Linked DNA regions of Homo sapiens: all the other regions are linked to region 4. A link is a contact called in ENCODE Hi-C data. All regions are on one chromosome and are shown on one strand. The core of a region is the stretch at or near the end of the contact, and the rest is flanking DNA. Distances in the headings are between cores, read along the strand shown. Region 1 holds the start of STAT1 (signal transducer and activator of transcription 1). Region 2 holds the start of NBEAL1 (neurobeachin like 1). Region 3 holds the start of PMS1 (PMS1 homolog 1, mismatch repair system component). Region 4 holds the start of SF3B1 (splicing factor 3b subunit 1).

What was found. Hi-C counts contacts between places; a loop is a spot of excess contacts on that map. Pooled maps may share reads with other maps.
Region 1: a pooled map shows a loop between it and region 4 (4-fold over the local background). The contact joins the promoter of STAT1 here to the promoter of SF3B1 in region 4. A Hi-C loop is called at or near these places in 2 of 50 pooled maps.
Region 2: a pooled map shows a loop between it and region 4 (13-fold over the local background). The contact joins the promoter of NBEAL1 here to the promoter of SF3B1 in region 4. A Hi-C loop is called at or near these places in 5 of 50 pooled maps.
Region 3: a loop to region 4 is called in a pooled map, with 10 times the contacts of the local background. The contact joins the promoter of PMS1 here to the promoter of SF3B1 in region 4. A Hi-C loop is called at or near these places in 5 of 50 pooled maps.

What each region holds. Positions count from the first base shown.
Region 1 is chr2:191,012,807-191,015,506 of GRCh38, forward strand. It overlaps STAT1 (signal transducer and activator of transcription 1), which reads right to left and starts at 1,365. Exons shown (of 25, transcript NM_007315.4): 1 at 1,212-1,365; 2 at 719-872. RefSeq lists enhancers at 718-1,037, 1,648-1,847, 1,878-1,957 and silencers at 1,128-1,327, 1,358-1,597.
Region 2 is chr2:203,013,497-203,016,196 of GRCh38, forward strand. It overlaps NBEAL1 (neurobeachin like 1), which reads left to right and starts at 1,379. Exons shown (of 56, transcript NM_001378026.1): 1 at 1,379-1,486; 2 at 2,660-2,700. RefSeq lists an enhancer at 1,059-1,612 and a silencer at 1,251-1,480.
Region 3 is chr2:189,783,078-189,785,777 of GRCh38, forward strand. It overlaps PMS1 (PMS1 homolog 1, mismatch repair system component), which reads left to right and starts at 1,373. Exons shown (of 13, transcript NM_000534.5): 1 at 1,373-1,516. ORMDL1 (ORMDL sphingolipid biosynthesis regulator 1) reads right to left here and starts at 1,262. Exons shown (of 5, transcript NM_016467.5): 1 at 1,192-1,262; 2 at 1-46. RefSeq lists enhancers at 549-1,435, 721-800, 891-950, 961-1,190, 1,741-1,790 and a silencer at 1,331-1,380.
Region 4 is chr2:197,433,653-197,436,352 of GRCh38, forward strand. SF3B1 (splicing factor 3b subunit 1) reads right to left here and starts at 1,376. Exons shown (of 25, transcript NM_012433.4): 1 at 1,320-1,376. The coding sequence starts at 1,347. RefSeq lists enhancers at 713-1,259, 1,004-2,203, 1,445-1,754, 1,775-1,824.

The DNA of each region.
Region 1 (2,700 bases), core at 115-2,614, 6.4 Mb before region 4:
GAAACAGCCTCTCCACAAATTTTTGCGTCTCTAAATCCTATAGCATTCAAAGCTATGTACAAAAGCCCCTTCTTTCATAAAGTTGTCTGAGACTTACTCACAATTAAGCTTTCTTTGACTTGCGTCTCACTGAATTCTGTACCTCTATTAGAGCATCGGTTCCAGTTTTCCTTGTAAAGCTCTGTGATGCCTCCAGAGTCCCCGGCGGGGGAAGGTGGGTGGGGAGGGGGTAGAGTAGTGGGGTATTTTGCTTTTTAACATCTTATGGACCTTGGACAGTGCCCTGCATATACTATGTGCTCGAAACAGTTTGTTGAATTGAAATTATGTATATTTCAGACGGAATTAGAAAGTAAAAAGCAAACCATATTATGATCTCACAAGTGTGAGTCCAGCATCCTCATTAAGCAATGGTTGCACAATGGACTGTGCTGGAGGCTCAAGTCCTGTTTCTGTTCTATGAAAATAACTCCTTATCTATACAAACAACATTCAAAGCACAATCAACCACACCTCTGCATACCTACCACAGAACTCTTCAGTACCGGCCAGAAATTTTTTTAAGACTATATTATTTTGGGGTGGGGGGTCTGCAAAAACTAAACATCACTTTTAAACTCTAGGAAGACATTAAGCCCTTCCATCTTTGAACATAGAAACATAATTAAGATTCCGAAGTCATGTACTCATTCATCTGATTCCATGAACATTTACTGACCTGCCACCTTGTGCCCCAACAAGGGCCTGGGGATTCAACCAAAGGAGCAGCTACGCACAGCACGTTAGGTGCCAAGACTGTCGAGGTTATATACACAGAGTGCGAACGTTAACCTAGACAGCTCTCGAGGATGGCATACAGCAAATGAAACTTTCTGCGAAAAGAAGAAAACGTGACTGATGGAAAGGGGTGGAAACGGGAGAAAGTGACGGTAAATGGGAAGGTGCAGTGCCTTCTAGAGGAAAATTATATTTCACAAGTCCTCTTCACTGCCAGAGCACGACTGGCAAGGACAATCGTGCTGAGCAGTGCCATCTCCGAGAACAGGTGGCACTGCTCGCACTTGGAATACTCAGGACGCGTTCTTCCTCTGGGATCACTATTCGCGGGTCAGCACAGACGGCCCGTCCTCGCCCGGCGTCCAACTGCACGGCCCGAGGACTCTGTCCCTGCGCGTCCCACCCCCGGCACCCGGAACCTCACGGCCACTCACTCTGCGCGCAGGATCCGGAAGGGCTAGGCGGGGGCGCGGCGGTGCAGCCTCTCCCGAGCGCGCTGGGTCGCCTCTGCTCGGTCTGGGGTCTGCCAGGCGCGATCCCCCCGGTGCAGCCGAGCCCCTCCGCAGACTCTGCGCAGGAAAGCGAAACTACCCGGCAGGAGAAAAGGCAGCGCTGGCGCCCGGCCCCCTTCCGCCCCCACCAATCACCGGGCGGCTCCGCGCTCAGCCAATTAGACGCGGCTGTTCCGTGGGCGCCACCGCCTCCCTCTGCGGGCCGCTGCTCCGCCCACGCGCTGGGGTATTTCCGCCGGCTTCCGGCGGGGGCCGCCGGCTGGGTGAGCTGCAGCCCAGTCCCGTGTTGCCACGCTGGGAACTGGCGTTCTGTTTACATATCTTAGAGAACGATCAGAAGGACGTGCTGTGTTTGCAGAAGCCCAAACTTGGAGGTCTCTGTAGTAGTTTCATCGCCGAGAATCCAGGCAGAGGACAGATTTGGCGACGTCGTCATTCTAGAAGCTCCCTTTAGCAACTGACCTCCGTGTTGCTAAACCCAGGGAACGCTTTTCTGTTTTTCTCACTTTACTTGACAGCTCGGAAGCATGGGGCAGAGTTGACGCCTTTGTTCTTGAAACACGTTTCTTCCTTGGTCATGATGATAACACATCCTTCTTGCTTTTTCCTGCCTCTGGCATTCTTTCTACATTGCCTCCACCTCCACTATCAAACCATTATATGTTAAGGTTGTCAGGGTCCAGACATTCGTCAGCTTCTTTACCTGGGCTTCTCCTAAACGCTGTGCTGTGATGACCTCACCCACAGCTTCAGTTTCCTTCTAGATGGAGGAGTCTTAAATGCTTATCCCGTCCACACCTCTCCTCTGGGCTTCACACCTACAACTCCCACTTGCCTCTCCACTTGTATGTGCAGTGAGCTCTACAAACTATGTTCAGAACCAAACATCTTTCTCCTCAAACCTGCTCTTTTTCTAGAAATGGCACATGACAGATACCTAGGATTCATAGTTGACATTGCCTTCTCCCTCACCTCGCAACACCTGATCCTCAAATCTTAATTGATTCTTCCTCCTAAATATTTCCCAAGTCTCATTTACTCTGCTCCATCTCTTCTGCTGCCTCCTTCTGCAGTAGATTCCCGAATGGCTGCCTCACTTCAGCCCTTATCTACCTTTTAATCCATTCTCCATACAAGAGTTTGAGTGTTTTTTTTTTTAATTGAAAAGCAGATCATGTCATTTGCCAACCTGAAAATCCTTCCATGGCTTTTCTTTGCTCTTATAAAATTCAGTTTCTTAATACATACTATAAAGCCCTGGTTGCCCGATCTCTTTGTCCAACCCCATAATGTGCCACTCTGCTTTGCTTACTTCAGCATTTAGTTCTTCAAATAAACCACACTCTCCAAACTCAGGGACTTCTCACCCTGAGTTTGGAAAACCCCTTGAGCCAACATCTGCTTCACCCAA
Region 2 (2,700 bases), core at 129-2,628, 5.6 Mb after region 4:
GAATGTAAAATGTAATTTCAGGATAAAAAATTGAAGGTGTAATTTGCAAGCAACTACTCTCAATTCTGCCATGGTAGAGTGAAAGCAGCTATAGGCAATACTAAAGGAATGGGCATGGTTGTGTTCCACTAAAATTTTAGGACACTGAAACTTGAATTTGAATTTCGTCTAATTTTCACATCTCAAAATATTGTTCTTTTGATTTTCGTTAAGCAAGTTGCAACCAGAATGGACTGCAAAGCCTATAACATTTATTGTCTGGCTCTTTTTATTTTATTTTTATTTTTTGAGACAGTGTCTCGCTCTGTCGCCCAGGCTGGAGTACAGTGGCGCCATCGGAGCTCACTGCAACCTTCACTCCCAGGTTCAAGCGATTCTCCCACCTTAGCTTCTAAGTAGCTGGAACTACAGGCGTGCACCACCACGCCAAGCTAATTAAAATTTCTTTTGCAGAGACAGGGTCTCATTCTGTTGCCCAGGCTGATCTCCTGGGTTCAAGGGATTCGCCCGCCTAGACCTCCCAAAATTCTGGAATTACAGGCGATAGCCACTGCGCCTCGTCTCTGGCTCTTCACAGGCAATTTGTGGATCCTTGTTACAAATGAAACAAGATGGGACATTAGTTGATCATTTTTGAAGTTGGGTGACGGTATACAGGGTTTCGTTATACTAGTTTACTTTAGAATATACTTGAAATCTTTCACAATAAAAAGTTGTGGAAATGTTTAACAAAGGTGAGTTATCTTACGCGTTTTTCTTTCCTTATACAAAAACCAAATCTCTCTGAAAGTTGTCTATAGTTAGTAAAGCCTTTTGCTTCTTTTCTGAAAAAGAAAAACCCTTTCGAAGTCTTTAGTGGTGGTAAAATAAGCCCTTTGGATATGACACTCGGTGACGACGAAAGCAGGCACAAAAGGAAAAGAGGAGTTTTTGGGGGGTGTCTGTGTGTGTTTTGTCTTTTTACATTACTCTAAATTCCCAGAACCAATCCCGGTTCTACAAATAAGTGAAACAAAATCCCCTTTAACACCGTAGGGTCTCACGCCCTCAGATGACTCACGGAAATGACGCCATCAGCGAAAAGCGGGGCGGGCGTAGACGTCAGCACGTCAGCCCTCCTCCATGTCCAGCTGAGGGAAGGCTCGTTTCAGTGCCGCGGCCGGCGCCCGCCAAGGGATGGGCAGCCAGAGCCTGTCGACTGCGGCTGCGCAGGTATGCTGGGGCGGGGCTTCAGGTCACCCCGCCCATCCCCAGCCTACGCGACCATTGAACAGCTGCCGCCCAACGGCTGGGTAAATCCTCAGCGGCCGAAATGATTAGCCCAGGGGGCAGCCCCGCCCCCTGCTCCTCCCGGCCTCTCGCCCCGCCCCCATGTCCCGCCCGCTCGTCTGCCTGGCTGCGGGGTGACACGGGGCTTCGCCTTGGGAAGGGGTCGAGGGAAGCAGTTAGACGGCTGCCGGGCGGCGGCTGCCGCGCGGCACACAATGTGAGCCCGGTGATGGGGAGCGGGCCGTTGGGAAGAGGGGGCGGCATGGCAAGAAATGGGAGGGCCCCGGTGCTTGGTGGTGGAGGGGCTGCAGAGTGAGGGGCGGCTTTGAGTGGGCTAGGCTGTCAGGGAGTGTTCCGATACTGTAGTGCAGGCTGGGATCGCGGTCGGGAGACGCCGAGTCCGCATTCCTCAGTTCTAGAGCTTCTCTTGGCAGCTCGGCACACCTTAAGTTTGCCTCTGTTTGGGTTGTCTTGGGATGTGAGGAGGAAATTAAAAGATTCCCCCAAACACTTGGATGCTTCTTTGGGAAGTTCCTCGCCGGTGTGTGCGTGCCCACTTCTCTTGGATGGAAAGGTGGAGAGGCCAGGTGGGCGGGTGGACTTCCACTCTCCGAGGATTGTTAGAACAAACGAACTGGGAATTCCTCCCCCGCCCCCACGCCCTGCCCTGCAACACAGCAAACAGTCCCAACTACTCCACCCCCACCCCACCCCAGACGGAGTCTTGCTCTGTCGCCCAGACTGGAGTGCAGTGGCGTGATCTGGGCTCACTGCAGCCTCTGCCTCCCGGGTTCAAGCAATTCTCCTGCCTCAGCCTCCTGAGTAGCTGGGATTACAGGTGCCCGCCACCACGCCCGGCTAATTTTTTGTATTTCTTTAGTAGAGACAGGGGTTCACTGTGTTGGCCAGGCTGGTCTCGAACTCCTGACCTCAGGTGATTCACGCACTTGGGCCTCCCAAAGTGCTGGGATTACAGGCGTGAGCCACCGCGCCTGGCCCCAACAACTTTGAAGAGGAGACCAGAACAAGAACATTCTAAGAGCTTTGATGTATTTGAAATGTCTGAGATGTGGGCCTTTTCCTTGTATCTGTACAAAAGGTATGAGTGGGAAGGGAGTCTTGCTCCTTATTCTCACTGGACGCATTCTTGGTTATGAACATGTACCCATCTCTAGGAGTCTGTCTGCCCTAGAGGATTCTATGGTGGACATACTGTGTTAGCTGTGATGTTTTCCTGAAACACAAGTTTCTATGAAATCTAATCAGTCCATGTGAAAGTATAGCGGGTTGTTTGTGGGAAGTGAAGAAGATACATCTTTAGTTTTTGATAAGTCTAGATTTTTTAGTATGGCCTCTTTTTCTAACCTGTGGATGTTTTTCTCTTTCACAGATTTATTTAATTGCCCAACTACCACTGATGAAGATATATTG
Region 3 (2,700 bases), core at 123-2,622, 7.7 Mb before region 4:
GAGTTCAGATCACTTCTTTCTGAATACTCAATGTGGAAGGTACATGCTGTTGACATAATGTGGTGTAAAATTTACATGGTCAAGGGATAATGTTTGTTTCTCAATTTTGTGATTAAACTAGGTGAAAATAAGGAGTCTTCTGAATATTTCTCTAGTCAAATCAAAAACTTCAGTTTTCTTTCTTCTTTTTAAAAAAGGTTTTCCCTTCTCCTTTCCATTGAAGATGGACTCCAAAGGAAGAATTGATAATAGTTCTCAGTTCTTTTAATGATGGTGTTTACTTGAGACTAAGAATTGCTTAAAATAAAACTGTCCTGAAGAACACCTATCATCCGACGGAGGGGGAAAACGAGGCTAGATTATATTTGGAACAGCTGTGATTTTAAAATACACAAACGCTTGTATTACGGAGTTAGCATACAGAGAGGAATTTCTCATAACCCCTTCCAGCAAATGTTTCCGGAGTATAATGCTCCTTCCGCTCTAGAGACCCATAGAACAGGCATCAAGGGTTAAGGGGACGAAAAGTTAGTTACACTAAGACCGCTAAAGCCTCCAATTTATATGTGTAAATCTTTCGTCTAAACACCCATGATTTATCATACATTAAACTATTATGTCATACTTAGAACATGCCAACACTCAAGATAGTTTTCCCACGTTCCACAGGATGGAGGCCTGAAATTTACATCTCAGCTGGAAGGCAAAGCTGGTGCGGTACTCATCCTATTCCAACCAGAAAACCTTTTCCCAGCAGGTTTGCCGCGCTGCCCACGACTGGCAAACAATGACCTTACAGACCGTGAAGAGGCTGTTGGCTCTGCCCTCGCCGGTGCCTCCGAAGACGGCGACCCGCAGCGGCCCCTCAGGGGAGTCCCCCCTGCTAGACCGACAGCCCGAGCGCTCTGGGCCAGAGAAAACTCAGCAAAAGCCGCCGCTGCTACCACCTCAGCGCCTCCCCCAACCCGCCCCTTCCTTCTCGCGGCCGCACGTCACGTCAGGACCCTGGCAAGACAACGAGGATTTGCGTAGGGGGCGAGCCTCTGAGGCCACTTGGCTCTTACGGCCACGCAGGGCGCCGCAGATGCAGCCGGAGCCCGCTTTTCCCTCTCAGGACGACCCCTAGGCCGCCAGCAGTTCCCTACCGACGAAGGCGACTGTACAGCGTCCACCGCGTTCGTGCCCACTTACCCGCCGCCCCACTCCGGGCCGCCGGCTCGCAGCAGGACCAGCCCGGCTGCTACGGCCGCGGATACACGCCCTCAGGCCCGGCGCTGCGCAGCTTGCGGAAGCTTTCCCGGACAGACTCGCTGCCAGCGGATTGGCTGCGAGCAGCGCCAATCTCACGTTGCCCCCGGGCGAGGCGGGACTCAGTGCCGCGCTCTCTGCACCCGCTCTGCCGCGCGCGTGCGTGCTGGGTGCGGGTGCGGGTGCGGGGTTGGGCCTGCGCATCGGGTGAGACGCTGGCTGCTTGCGGCTAGTGGATGGTAATTGCCTGCCTCGCGCTAGCAGGAAGGTAGTGTGGTGTGACTAACGGGTATTTATTATATCCTCGATGGCTCGAGGGCCCCGTCCCCTCTACTCGTCCTGGTCCGGGCGCGAACGCTATAGGGCAGCTAAGGGCGCTCCCCGCGGGGCGGGAAGCGAAGCCGGGCTTGCGGGCGCGCACACGTGGAACGCGTTTTCTGAGCAGGTCTGGGCTCCGGGGTGTTCTGGCTTGGTCTTTGTTGCGTCCCATTCCCCAGACCCTTCTGGGTGGAGGACTTAAAATTTGTTTTCCAGGCAGCAGATTTAACCCATGGCAACTGTAACTCATCTTGTGTGAGTGGCGGTTTATAGTATTGTATCCTGTGGCATCATACAAGGGGTGCAAGTTAAACTCTTTAAAGTTAATCACGATTTTTGCTCTTGGCCTTCTGGGTTTATCCGTACGCCGAAGACAGGCACCTGTATTACATGCTAAGGAAATGTGAATACCAAAAATTGATCCTGAGGAAAGTCTTGATTAGGTTTTTTTGGAATCGCCTTTGAAATGTAATTTCCCTCACCTTGGCAGTGCAGAAAGTTTGTGATTTTTATTGCCGAAATAGCTTTCAACATTTTGAAATTGACTTAAGAGAATGTTGGCTGTGTATGTCTGTATCTTGCATTTCTGTTGGCTTTGTGAACCTAATTGTTTTGGATTTAGTCTGATCTTTAAATAAATGATTTCTTTGTGTTCTCTCTAATGGAAGTCTGTGAGTTCTCTGATCTTTACTTCTTTTTTAGGCACACCTGTTGTCCTTAACTGACTTTCCGGGTCATCAGCACTTCTTCAGAAGTGTTCCTTTTCCCTCCCAGCAAATATGGAAGACTGACTATCCTGATATTCCCAGACATTCTTTGCTGTGATTTGTAAGCCCGATATAAACCCTTCCATTTGGTACACATATGGTATAGAGTGCTATATTCCAGGGGCTATGCTAGCGATGTGTGATTGATATAAAACCCCTGTCCTCAAAGAACTCTGAGTCAGGAGCAACAGACAGAAACACATATTAATAGAGTAACTTGTGATGAGGTTAATTAGAAATGAGGTAAAGGGGGACTGCAGGGGAAGGAATACCTAATCTGTTGGCAGGTGAAGGAAAGGAGGCTGCAGCAGGGAAGAAAGGCTTGAAGAGTTGATACTGAACTAAATCTGGAAGGATGATTAGAAGT
Region 4 (2,700 bases), core at 126-2,625:
GCTGGACTTCAGGTCCTCTGGGTGACCCAACTATTCAAAGCCATTCACATTCTGGTCCTAATCCAACCTTTCCAGATTCATTTATTTCTTCTCTACTTGCACCCTCTGTTCCTGCTACAGTGGACTACTACTCAAACACACCTTTCACGATTCAATACCTTGTTACAAGATGTTCTCAGGCTCAGATGTCCTTCCCGATTTAAAACTGACTGATCCTTTTAAAACACGGTCATGTAACCTCCTCAGTGAAACAACCCTAAACATAATCATTCCGTTACCCAGGTTCCCAGAACATGCTGCTTTTTCTTCTACTTAAGCATGCATCTGGCCTCATGAGAGAATGAGAACATACACATCTGTTTCTCCTATCAGACTGTAAAATTTTGGATGGCCTCAGTCTCTTACCTCTCACAGACTAATACCGAGCCAAATACCCAGAAAGAACATATGAAACAAAAGTGACTTAGAAGTCTCGTTCTCAGTGAAAATCTCGGATTCCAAGTCAGAAATCAAAGAATGCAGTTCCAACTTCTCATGCCTCGTCTTTTCTGAAAAGTGATCCCATTTTCTGTCATCTCTGGATACTTCCTAATGAACTCCAGTCTATTCCCAACGTTTTCCTAATTTGCACACTCTGTATTCCATAAAACGATCAACTAGCTTGAAAGCTTCGGCCATTAATGAAAGTAATTTATGTTTTCCTCTTCCATCTGCTCCTCCAATAACCAGTCTCCAAAGAAAAAGATCAATATTATACTAAAAGTGACTAAGGGAGGGAAAACAACTACCAGATTTTATCCCCAAATCGTTTCGTGCAAGAAAAATAAACAAGTAACTGACGCTTGAAGACACACAAGGGTAGGAGTAACGGAATCTCGGTTTAACCAAATTCGATTCAGTCTGCCGGAAAAGCGGCTGCCGTATTTCAGTGCTTTTCTGACCCTCTTCTGCACAAACTATGGGGACGACAGTGTCGAGAGGCGAGTGAGACCTTCTCCCCACGCCCGCTTCCCCGATCCCTTGCCCACGAATCCTACTGAGGAAGCCGCTTAAACGAGGCCCTCTGGTCAGAGAAGAGAAGCTACTCTGAAGTAGCAGGTCCCAAACACTGAACAAAGCGCCTGTCGGGGGTGTAAGAGGAGGACGCCATTACGCGGGGCAGTGGCCTGCGCCGCTGGCGCGGAGGAGACGACCCTTGGCCCCGAAACGCGGGCTCAGCTCCTACGAAAGAAACCATAGAAAAAGGCAGAATCCTAGGAAAAAAGGCTTTTATTAGGCTAGCAACGAAGAAAACACGTAAGCAGGGAAAGACCGCTTACCTTCGTGAGTCTTGGCGATCTTCGCCATTTTGTCCACTCGAACACACAGACGGAACTGGCGCTCCCAAGAACTTCCGCTCGTCGCCGCCGCCACGGAGAAAAATAGCTGGGGGCTGCACTCTGCGCGTGCGCCAAACGGGAGCGCGCTCCGTCGGGTGACACGTGACAGAACTGCCACCTAGAGGGAACCGCGAGGTGCATTGTGGGTGGGGGAGGAGACACGGTTGGGCCCTGAAGTCGCCTGCGTGGTGACCCAGGAAATCCCCGAGCCGAGCCGTAAGGTCCTTAAGTGAGTAACTTTGCCCTGGAGGAAAGTGGATTCTACGAAGGGAGTTAAGAACAGACACTGAGTCCCAGCAACTCTGGAGGCTGAGGCGGGAGCATCGCTTGAGCCCAGGAGTTCGAGGCAGCCGTGAGCCGTAATCGTGTCGCGCCACTGTACTCAAGCCTCCAGACCGGGCGACAGAGCAAGACCCCGAGACCCCTCCCATTAAAAAAAAATGAACACTGTACGAAACGCTGCGGTTTCAGAGCTGGAAGAGACCTCAGACATTCAATCCCTTTTCCCAAAATTCACTGGAAGAGCTCGAGGAAAACTTTCCCTTGCAGCTGTCTCAGTCTTTACAGTGCTTAGTTACGAAGACAGTCTTAACAGTCCCATCTTTCGCCCTGTAATTCAAGGTCATTTTTCATTCTTTCTGTTTAATAATTGCAAATAATTTGGGTAGGAATTTCGTTGAGCCTCACAAATCGTTGCTGAGTTGCACAGTGACAATCTTGCCACCCTTTTAAAGCCTTTTACTTTATGGGTTCCTAGAAAACCACTCATCGTCATTATTAACATTCATTAGATGTTTCTCTTAAATCCTAGACGGTATTCCTAAATCAGGAATTTTAATAGATCAGAATACGGCAGTCTGTTTTCCTGGGCATCAATTATAATATAACCTTGTACTGTCACACTGGTCTTTGACTTCGACGATGAAAAAGAAAGAAAGGCTCAGAAAGATGGGTCCCGGAAGCAGCCGAGGAAAACAGGTAGTTATCAAGGTTAGAGCCATCACAAAGAGAGGAGTACCTCGCTATGTGATAAACCTGCAACCCAAATACTAACCATACCATGGGTCAGTATGGTCGTTTGAAGGGAGGGAAATGGTATGGGTGTATTCCTCTTGCAGGAAGACCCCATATCTACTTTGGGTAAAGTGAGGAGCCATTTTCCTGAGGCTAGCGGTAGGTGGGAGATATATGGACAATGGCACTGGACTGAGAGCTTAGATAACCTGTCCCTGGTGACTCCTGACCTGCAGCCTTGCTCCCTCTTTCCCTCTCACCAGACTCCCTCCCTTCTTCAGATCAGGTGACACAAACGATTTTTTTT